2 separate regions of the Homo sapiens genome follow, and region 1 is linked to region 2. A link is a loop called in an ENCODE intact Hi-C map of the cell type or tissue named here. Cell type or tissue: Caco-2. All regions are shown on one strand. Links, peaks and the distances in the headings refer to the core of each region. The heading gives the core; the rest is flanking DNA. Region 1 has its middle 20 kb from the start of METTL13. Region 2 overlaps DNM3 (dynamin 3).

Evidence for each region. Peaks named below come from ENCODE experiments on the same cell type or tissue, not always from the same donor. Only the 100,000 strongest peaks of a DNase experiment are listed, where the experiment ranks them.
Region 1: it touches region 2 in a loop (12-fold over the local background); 17 of 110 quality-filtered maps call a loop at or near these places.

The regions. Positions count from the first base shown.
Region 1 is chr1:171,799,842-171,804,236 of GRCh38, forward strand. It overlaps the pseudogene RPS15P3. Among named protein-coding and RNA genes, the nearest start is that of METTL13, 20 kb to the left of the region's middle. In Caco-2, for the core only: a CTCF peak has its summit at 1,751 (motif pointing right); a DNase peak (open chromatin) is centred at 1,790.
Region 2 is chr1:171,849,295-171,853,689 of GRCh38, forward strand. The region is part of intron 1 of DNM3 (dynamin 3); the gene reads left to right. Among named protein-coding and RNA genes, the nearest start is that of DNM3, 10 kb to the left of the region's middle. In Caco-2, for the core only: no CTCF peak of the experiment used is centred there; a DNase peak (open chromatin) is centred at 1,857.

The DNA.
Region 1 (4,395 bases), core at 69-4,068, 50 kb before region 2:
TGAGACAGGGTCTCACTCTGTTGTCCAGACTGGAGTGAAGTGGTATGATTTTGGCTCACTGCCACCTCTGCCTCCCAGGCTCAAGCAGTCCTCTTGCCTCAGCCTCCTGAGTAGCTGGGACTATAGGCGCACACCACCATGCCCAGCTCATTTTTGTGTTATTGGTAGTGACAGGGTTTCACCATGTTGTCCAGGCTGGTCTCGAACTGCTGGGCTCAAGCAATCTGCCTGCCTTGGCCTCCCAAAGTGCTAGGATTACAGATATGAGCCACAGTGCCTGGCAGAACCAGCAGTTATTCTCAGCTGCACATTGGAGTCATTGGATATGGTAAGCAGAATAATGTTCTCCCAAAGATGTCCATGTCCTAATCCTTGCAACCTATGAATGTTATGTTACACTACACAACAAAGGGAAATTAATGTAGCAGATGGATTTGATGTTGCTAATGAGCTGTCTTTAAAATAGGGAGATTATTCTGAGTAATCAGATACAGACACTGGGTGGACTCCACGTAATCTCAAGGGTCTTAAAATGTGGAAGAGGCAGGCAGAAGACTCAGTGTCAAGAGTGAAGCAATGTGAGGAAGACTCACCAGTCATTGCTGGCTTTGAAGACCATAGGCCACTAGCTAAGGAACATGGGCAGCCTCTAGAAGCTGGAGAAGGTAAGAAAACTAGAGCTTCCCTAGAGCTTCCAGCAGGGAGTGCAACTCTACCAATACCTTCAATGTAGCTCAGTGAGACCCATTTTGGACTCCTGATACGGAACTATAAGATAAGAATTTGTGTTGTTTTAAGCCGCTAAATTTGTAGTAACTTTACAGCAGCCATAGAAATTGAATATATCTGGGAAGCTTTAAAAAAATGCCTAGGCCTGGCCCCACCCCCACAGACTCTGATTTAATTGGTCTGGGGTGCAGCCTGTGCATAAGAATTTTAAAAAAGCTTTCCAGGTGATGGATGCTGTTTTGCAGCCAAAATTGAGGACCCCTGGAGAAGAGGTTCTGTGGATGGATATGTCACAAGGTAAGGAGGAAGGAATTGCCAGCTAGTCTCATTAATGACTGCTGGCTTAGCTCTGAAATGCAAACATCAGCAGTCACTTGGTAATTGGAACATACTCCCCTCCGACCTTCACATTAGCCCACACCTTAGCTCTTTGCCCTTTGAGTGATGGCAGTAGTGTGAGGAGTCAGCTTGTTGCATTGGACGATTTCCTCCATGGGGCACAGCAGCCTCACTCCCTGCTATAATTGGGCCCTGAGTGTACCTCCTAAGGACTGCTTAATAAAGCTCAAAGTCTAGTAAACCATAAGTCATACAGTTTCCCTCTTGTGGCTTGTCTTGCCATTTGATTCCTGCAGATTTGTTAACAGCTAAATGGTCGATAATAAAAACCATTAAGTTGGATTTTTCTTTTTTATATACCCAACTGGCATTTTTTTGGAGAGGTTGTTCTGTGCCAGACACTGTGCTTGTGTTGATAAAAAGAGGAAAGATAGCTTCTGCTCACCAACTAGCTGGGGAGAACAAATTACACAGCACGTGGATGACTTCAGCAACCACCTGTGCATAAAGTGTAAGGGCAGCATACAAGATGGTCAGATGTTTGCTTAGAGTCTTCTTAGATCCTCTTGCTAGGCAGACAAAAAAATCCAGCCTCAATAAAAACTGCCCCCTTAAAGTGACTGAAGGCTGGACTCATGGTTTTGTTTTTCTAGCCCACGTCTCACTTGGTTCCTGTGCTTCCCACTAGATGGCACTAGAAATCACATTTAAGTGCTTGGGTGGCTGTAAAAAATTCTTGGGAACCTGGCACTTCCAGGGGCTCTTTCACCTGAGCCGTATTTCCTGTGTCTTTCTCTGGTCAATGAAGACAGACTTCTACTTTACTTGTTGTTCTCTTGCTTCACCTAGTACCCTATGCCCTCTGCTCTTCCACCATCACCTGTTTCCTGTCCATGCACATGGAGACAGCACCATTTTCTCCAGTGGTGGAAGCCTGTATAAGGCAGAGATCCTTTTACCCCTACATCCCTGATTTTAGAAGTAATGGCAGGAAATACAGCAATGGAATAATGCTAGTAAGACATGAAGCTCGTGGCACATAAGAAGAAAAAAATGTAACAACATGCATCTGGGCCTGAGCTGGTATGTCTTCAAGTTTTCTGCCAAGATGTAAGTCATTTTTATCATAGTAGTAAATTGGTAGATAAATGTTGGTAGAAGTAAAATTTGATTGAAATAATGGATTTTTTAATGCAAACCTGTCTGTAGTGGGTTGAATAGTGGCTCTAAAAAGAAATATCTAAGTCTTAAACTCCAGAACCTATGAATGTGAGCTTATTTGGAAAAAGGGCCTTTGCAGATGTAATTAAGAATCTCAAGCTGAGATTATATTGGATTGGAGTGGACCTTAAATCCAATGATAAGGACTTAGAATGGAAGGGGAAATGAGACAAGGGAGATGGGAGAAGGACATATGAAGACAGAGGCAGATTGGCGAGACATCCCCGCAAGCCAAAGAACAGCAAGGATTGCTAGCAGCTACCAGAAGCTAGGAAAGAGGCAAGGAATGATTCTCCCTCAGAGCCTCCAGAGGGACCCACCTCCTGACACTTTGCAGACTTCTGGCCTTTACAGTTGTGAGAGAATAAATGTCAGTTGTCTTAAGCCATCAAGTTTGTGGTAATTTGTTTCAGCAGCCTTGGGGAATGAATATATAGCCGAAAAGGGCTTTGTTTGTGCCACCCCACAGAACCAGAGAACCATTAATGCTAGTCTCATTAATGACTGCTGGCTTAGCTCTGAAATGCAAACATCAGCAGTCACTTGGTAATTGGAGTATATTCCCCTCCCACCTTCACACTAGCCCACACCTTAGCTCCTTGCCCTTTGAGTGGATGGCAGTAGTGTGAGGAGTTTGGCCTCCCAAAGTGCATGGGCTCTGGGCCACATGCTACCCCAGATGTGTTTAACCTTCACCAGACATTTTAAATAAAATCTATCGATTAGAAAATCGTTTTATACAAAATCTATAAAATTTCTGGATTCTTTTGAGAATTTAGAAGCTCCTGTGATGACAGGCCCATGTTCATACTTGGCTGGAACTGGCAAGCATCTTTGCCTTGTGGATGGGTGGTGTTTGCCACAGTCCCCACTGCTCTCATCTGTGTGTTTCCTGCATTTATGTTACATGCCTGGTCCTGCAGGCATTTGAGCTTGTAGCTCCTACATATTTAGCAGGACAGGTAGGCTGGGAGACACAGTCCCTTCTTTAGAACAAGGGGAAAGGAGTCCCTGGTTTTGTAGTCAGTAGTTCTGGGCGTTTTTTGTTATATAGCAGCACAGCTTAGAAGGTGGTTTCAAAATCCGGTTGCACAACAAAACCATCTGGGGTCCATTTCCTATATACTGATTCTGGACCATATCCCAGACCTACTATGTCAGAATCTTGGGTGTGTGTGTGTGTGGGGTGGGGTGGGGGAGTGATGGAGTAGGACAGAGGTAGAGCCAAGGAATCTGCATTTTTAAAACTCTCAAGCAATTCTGATAATAAACAGGCCTAGAAATAGCTGCCATAGGATATTATCTTTTAGCACTGAAAAGGGAGGCAGTTTGGGTTTTTCTTTCACTGGAGATCTTTGAGGCATGTTGTTTTAAAAAAAAGTCAAGATGGCAGAAGTGGAGCAGAAAAAGCAGCAAAGCAGAAGAAGCAGACCTTCTGCAAGTTCACCTCCTGTGGCGTGCACCCCGACCCACTGCTGGACTTGTCATGCGAGCAGCGAATGAAGCTGCACCGTGGCCTGTGGCAGAAGCAGCACTCGCTGCTGAAGCGCCTGCGCAAGGGCAAGAAGTGGGCACTGCCTATGCAGAAGCTGGAGGTGGTGAACGCGCACCTGCAGGATATGATCATCCTGCCCGAGATGGGAGACAAGACGGTGGGTAGCATGGTGGGCGTCTACAATGGCAAGGCCTTCAACCAAGTGGAGGGCAAGCCCGAGAGGATTGGCCATTACCTCGATCACCTACAAGCTCGTGAAGCACTGCCCGGCCAGGCATCAGAGCCACCCACTCTTCCTGCTTCACCACCCTCAAGGATTCTGCTCAGCCAGTAAAGGCACACACACTTCTTAAATAAATAAATAAATAACAAAATGTCTTTTCTCATGGAAATGTGAATGATTGCAATATTTTGTGGAGCTAAGGGTTTTAATTAGTCAGATTCGTTCTATTTATGAAACCAAGAAACTTGGTTTCTATCTACAAACCAAGAGTGGCAAACCAAGATTGGTTCTTTAATGAAGGCATAAAACAAACACCTAATCAATATAGTGATATCTTTTATTTATCTAGGCAAGATGGTACAATACTCTGCAGGGCCCCTTCAGCACA
Region 2 (4,395 bases), core at 234-4,233:
CGGAATCTAGCCTCACTTGGCCTCAGTTCCTTCATCTGCAAAATAGGGATTGCAGACTTCACCTTTTAATCTGTGTGTGAGTTCTGAGTAAGATGGTATCAAGTGCCTGGTCCATAGTATGCATTCAATAACTGATTGCTCTTAATTTAAATCTTTTATTTAGACTGGACATTTTTTGAGTGTTTTAAAAACAAAAGTAAGTTGAGGCAGATGGTAATGCGTATTTGCAAATTCTTTTCGTGAATGTTGGAAAATTACAGTTGCATCAAAATACTTACTTGTAGATAAGGCTAATAGAATATATTTGAGCCTTCTTTAAAGAAAGCATTGCCCACATTCGTTAAATGCATTATCACAATGTGTTCTTTTTTTTTTAAACCAATATATACAAAGTGAACCCAGTTTGTATACTCTTCCCTTCCAAGAGTTCCAAAGCAGTTTTTATCATTTCATTAATCCTTCGAATTTCTGTGAGAAGATAGCAAAAGCATGTTTTGTTTACTTTAATTTAGAAATAAAAAAGATTAAGCTGGAAAAAAGTTGGGTGACATACTGGGGTCACATGGTGAGTACTAGAAATTAATGAACAAAATAGACTTAATAACAGATAATAGAATTAAAATGAATTTTTCTGACATTATTTTTAGTTTTCTCCTAGAGAATATATTTTAAGGAAGATATTTGATGCTGTGATATAAAGTAAACCATTCTTAGCATATTCCTTTTCTTTTGGAAATGTTAGATGAAATTGCAGGCAAAGATGGTGTAGAAGGGGGAAAAACAATTGAGGAAGTCTAGTTGGCGAAGCAGGACTACTTAGCAAGAGTATGGTCTGAGCCCAAGGAAACCATCTACAACCAAGTGTTCAGGAGGTAAGGTGTAATTAGATCTTAAAAGAAGTACCAACATTTTTGTAGTAGATGTTGAAATAATACCAAATCACTCTTTTTTCCAGTGGAAAGATTCATATTCTGATTTGATTGACATTCCCATAACTTGTTAACCATCAGTTTTAGCTCTGAGCTAGTCAGCTGGTTCTGTTTGGAATTACATTATTTTTAAGTTACTAGATATACCTCAGAAGCTTTGAAAAGAATAGCTTTGGGTTTCTTATCTAGTGGAGGTTTAGAACCCTGTATATGTGTGTCTGTTTATGTTTTCTGGTTAATAAAACTAAGACCCATTCTCTTCATATTTTGAAAAGAGGGGCAAAGGCTTGCAATTATTTTTATAGATCCTAGCATTCATGGTTCTGAGTCCTACTACCAGGACAGCAACAATTGTGTGGTGAGATTTCTGCATTCTCATCTAAATACCGATAGAACGACCTGCATACTGAAGTCCTTGTAAATTCAACTTAAGAAACTTTAGCCTGTTTATTTAATCCTAAAAACATATCATGTAAAATGTGTATGTGTGGGTACTTGATTTGAATTATGTACTTTGAAAGTTACATATTCTCTTAGGGCTTTGTTTTTTTTTTTTTTTCCTCAGAGTAAGTTAAGAAGGGAAGTGGCAGAAGGATCATGAGTTCCTTGCTTGCAGAGTAAGTGGGGAGATGAGAAGGAGGAAGCAATGCTTTTGTGAGTGTCCACCAGATTGTAGGGACATACGAAGAGAAAAGACTGGTAAGGTTCAACCACTGTGAGAATTAGGAGTATTTGTGAATGAGTTAGTCTGGGGTGGCTTTGGTTCTCTCCTGCTCCCTGTGGCAGGTGGTCCCTGCATATTTGTTCAAAGTGTGCCACAGGTAAGCAAGGTAGCATGCCAAGAACAGTGAGAGCTGGGTTTAGTCTGGCCTCTGCTGTCATCTGCTGGTCTTCTCAGCTCTATCTGTCTGATTTAGAGGCCCCTCCTTGGTGGCCCTTGTTAATATTTCACTGCACAGGAATCTACCGAACAGTTGGTTGCCTCCTCTGTCTGCTCAACTATTTGCAGCTTCCACGAAGCCAGGAGCTGTGTCTCCTTTATCATTTTCCGTAGTGCAGTGCCGGCATATGGCAGGAGCTAACTGAATGAATCAGCTACTTGACTCTGTACAAGCCATTTATCTAAGCTGAAACATACCTTTGTCATCAATAAATTGGTTGAGAATAGTTGAGTGGGCTTGGATTAGAACGGTTGTTGTTTTTTGAGACAGAGTCTCGCTCTGTCGTCCCGGCTGAAGTGCAGTGAGTGGCATGATCTCAGCTCACTGCAACCTCTGCCTCCCAGGTGCAAGCAATTCTCATGCCTCAGCCACCTGAGTAGCTGGGACTACAGGAGTGCGCCACCACACCTGGCTAATTTTCATATTTTTAGTAGAGACGGGGTTTCGCTATGTTGGCCAGGCTGGCCTTGAACTCCTGACCTCAGGTGATTTGCCCGCCTCTGCCTCCCAAAATGCTGGGATTATAGGCGTGAGCCACTGCACCCGACCTGAACAGTGCTTTTTAAACTGTAGATTGTGACCTAATAGTGGGCCATGATATCAGTTTAGTAGATGGTGTGTGACAGTGTTAAGCGAAGTATCAGACTACATCCAAGGTAGTTATAAGTACCACTTTGTGAAAGTTTTGTATTAGTTGCATATTTGTATATGCATACTAGGCTGCAATGTAAAATGTATTTCTTACTATGGGTTATCCTCAAAATTGTTGAATGCCTCTGATCTAGATTAAATCTAATATTACTTCTAGTCATTTATTTGGTTATTTTCTATTTAAATGGCAGGACATATCTTTTTATTAGAGAAGACACAATTCACACTATACCATTACTATTCCACTAGGATGAATTAAAATGGAAATAACTTTATTAATTTAAAAAAGCTGTCTTTTAATTGAAAAAGTGATATGTACATGTAATACAAATTCAGACATTCCAAAATACATTATATTTATACCACATAAATCCCTTTCCCCTATTGAGGTTTCTTAGTAAGATGTTTCATTTACCTGCCTATCTTCCAGATTACTTCTGAATTTATATTTTCTTTATATGAAATTTATTTGAGTTTTGAGGACAGAGAGAATTTAATAAACTTGTTTGTAAGTAGATGATACAACCAGTTAAGAAAGGACATGTTTGAAAATTCTTTTAGCAGATGGATTTGTCCATTTACTGAGTCATTTACAAAGAATCATATGTTGAGAGTCCACAATATGCCAGGAATTGTGTGAGGCTCTGGTATGCAACAGCTCCTTCAAAGAGCTTGGTGATCCAGTGGGTACAGGATTGCTATGCACTGCACTGTCAGGATACCCAGGCTAACAATTCTTATGAGAGCCATTTGTCAGAGAATAGTTGGTGAGTTCATGATACTGTCTCTAAATATTTGAGGAGCTGTTACTTGGAAAAGGATTAGACTGACTCAGTTATCTCCCCAGAAGACATAATTAGAACAAATGGGTGAATGTTACAGGCAGATAGACTTAAACTTAACGTAGAGGAGACTGTTCAATAGAACACTTTAAAAAATGGAATGGATTGCCTGTGAAACAGTAAGTATTCCATCCCCATAAGTGTAGAGACTGGCGATTGATGACTTGCTGGCTGCTTGGCATGGTGTAGTCAGGAGAGGGGTTGAACAAAAGGACTTTGAAGGTTTTTTGTTTGTTTGTTTGTTTGTTTGTTTTAAACAGTCTACGATTTGGCTTGATGGATGTCAGAGAGAAACCTGGCTTTAAAAAAATGTGTGTTTTCTATAGGTTATCTGTAGGTAGATAAGAAATGACAGACTTATAAAAGAGTTAAGACCTCTCTGGGTCTAGACCTTCAAAAAATCATTATGCCTGTCATTGTATGGATGTAAAGAAGCTGGACTCTCTCCTGGAATGGCTAATTCCATGAAGCAGCTGTGGTTAAGGGTGTTTTAGAGGTAAACTGTATTTATTCTTTTTTTTTTTGAGACAGGCTCTAGCTCTGTCACCCAGGCTGGAGGGCAATGGCATGAAAACTGCTCACTGCAGCCTTGATATCCCTGGCTGATGAGATCCTCCCACCTCAGCCTTCCGAGTAGCTGAGACCACAAGTCCGCACCACCATGCTCAGCTAATTTTTAAATTATTTTTTGTAGACACAGGGTCTCCCTATGTTGTCCAGGCTGGTCTTGAACTCCTGGGCTCAAGTATTTCTCCTGCCTTGGCCTCCCAAAGTGGTGGCATTACAGGCATGAACCACTGTGCCTGGTCTGTATTTATTTATTTTTTAAAAAAGCTTAATTTTAAAATCTGCTTTTCTAATTGACCCAATTTCTTTCAGTGGTATACTAGTCTAGAAACTTAAAAAATAAACATAGTTTAGTTTCCTTTTTTTATTTTTAAAATCTTCCTATATCTAACACATCTTGTAATTTCTTTATTCAAAACATCTTTTTGGTCAGCCTTTTCCTCTTTATTCTCATTCTGACCATCA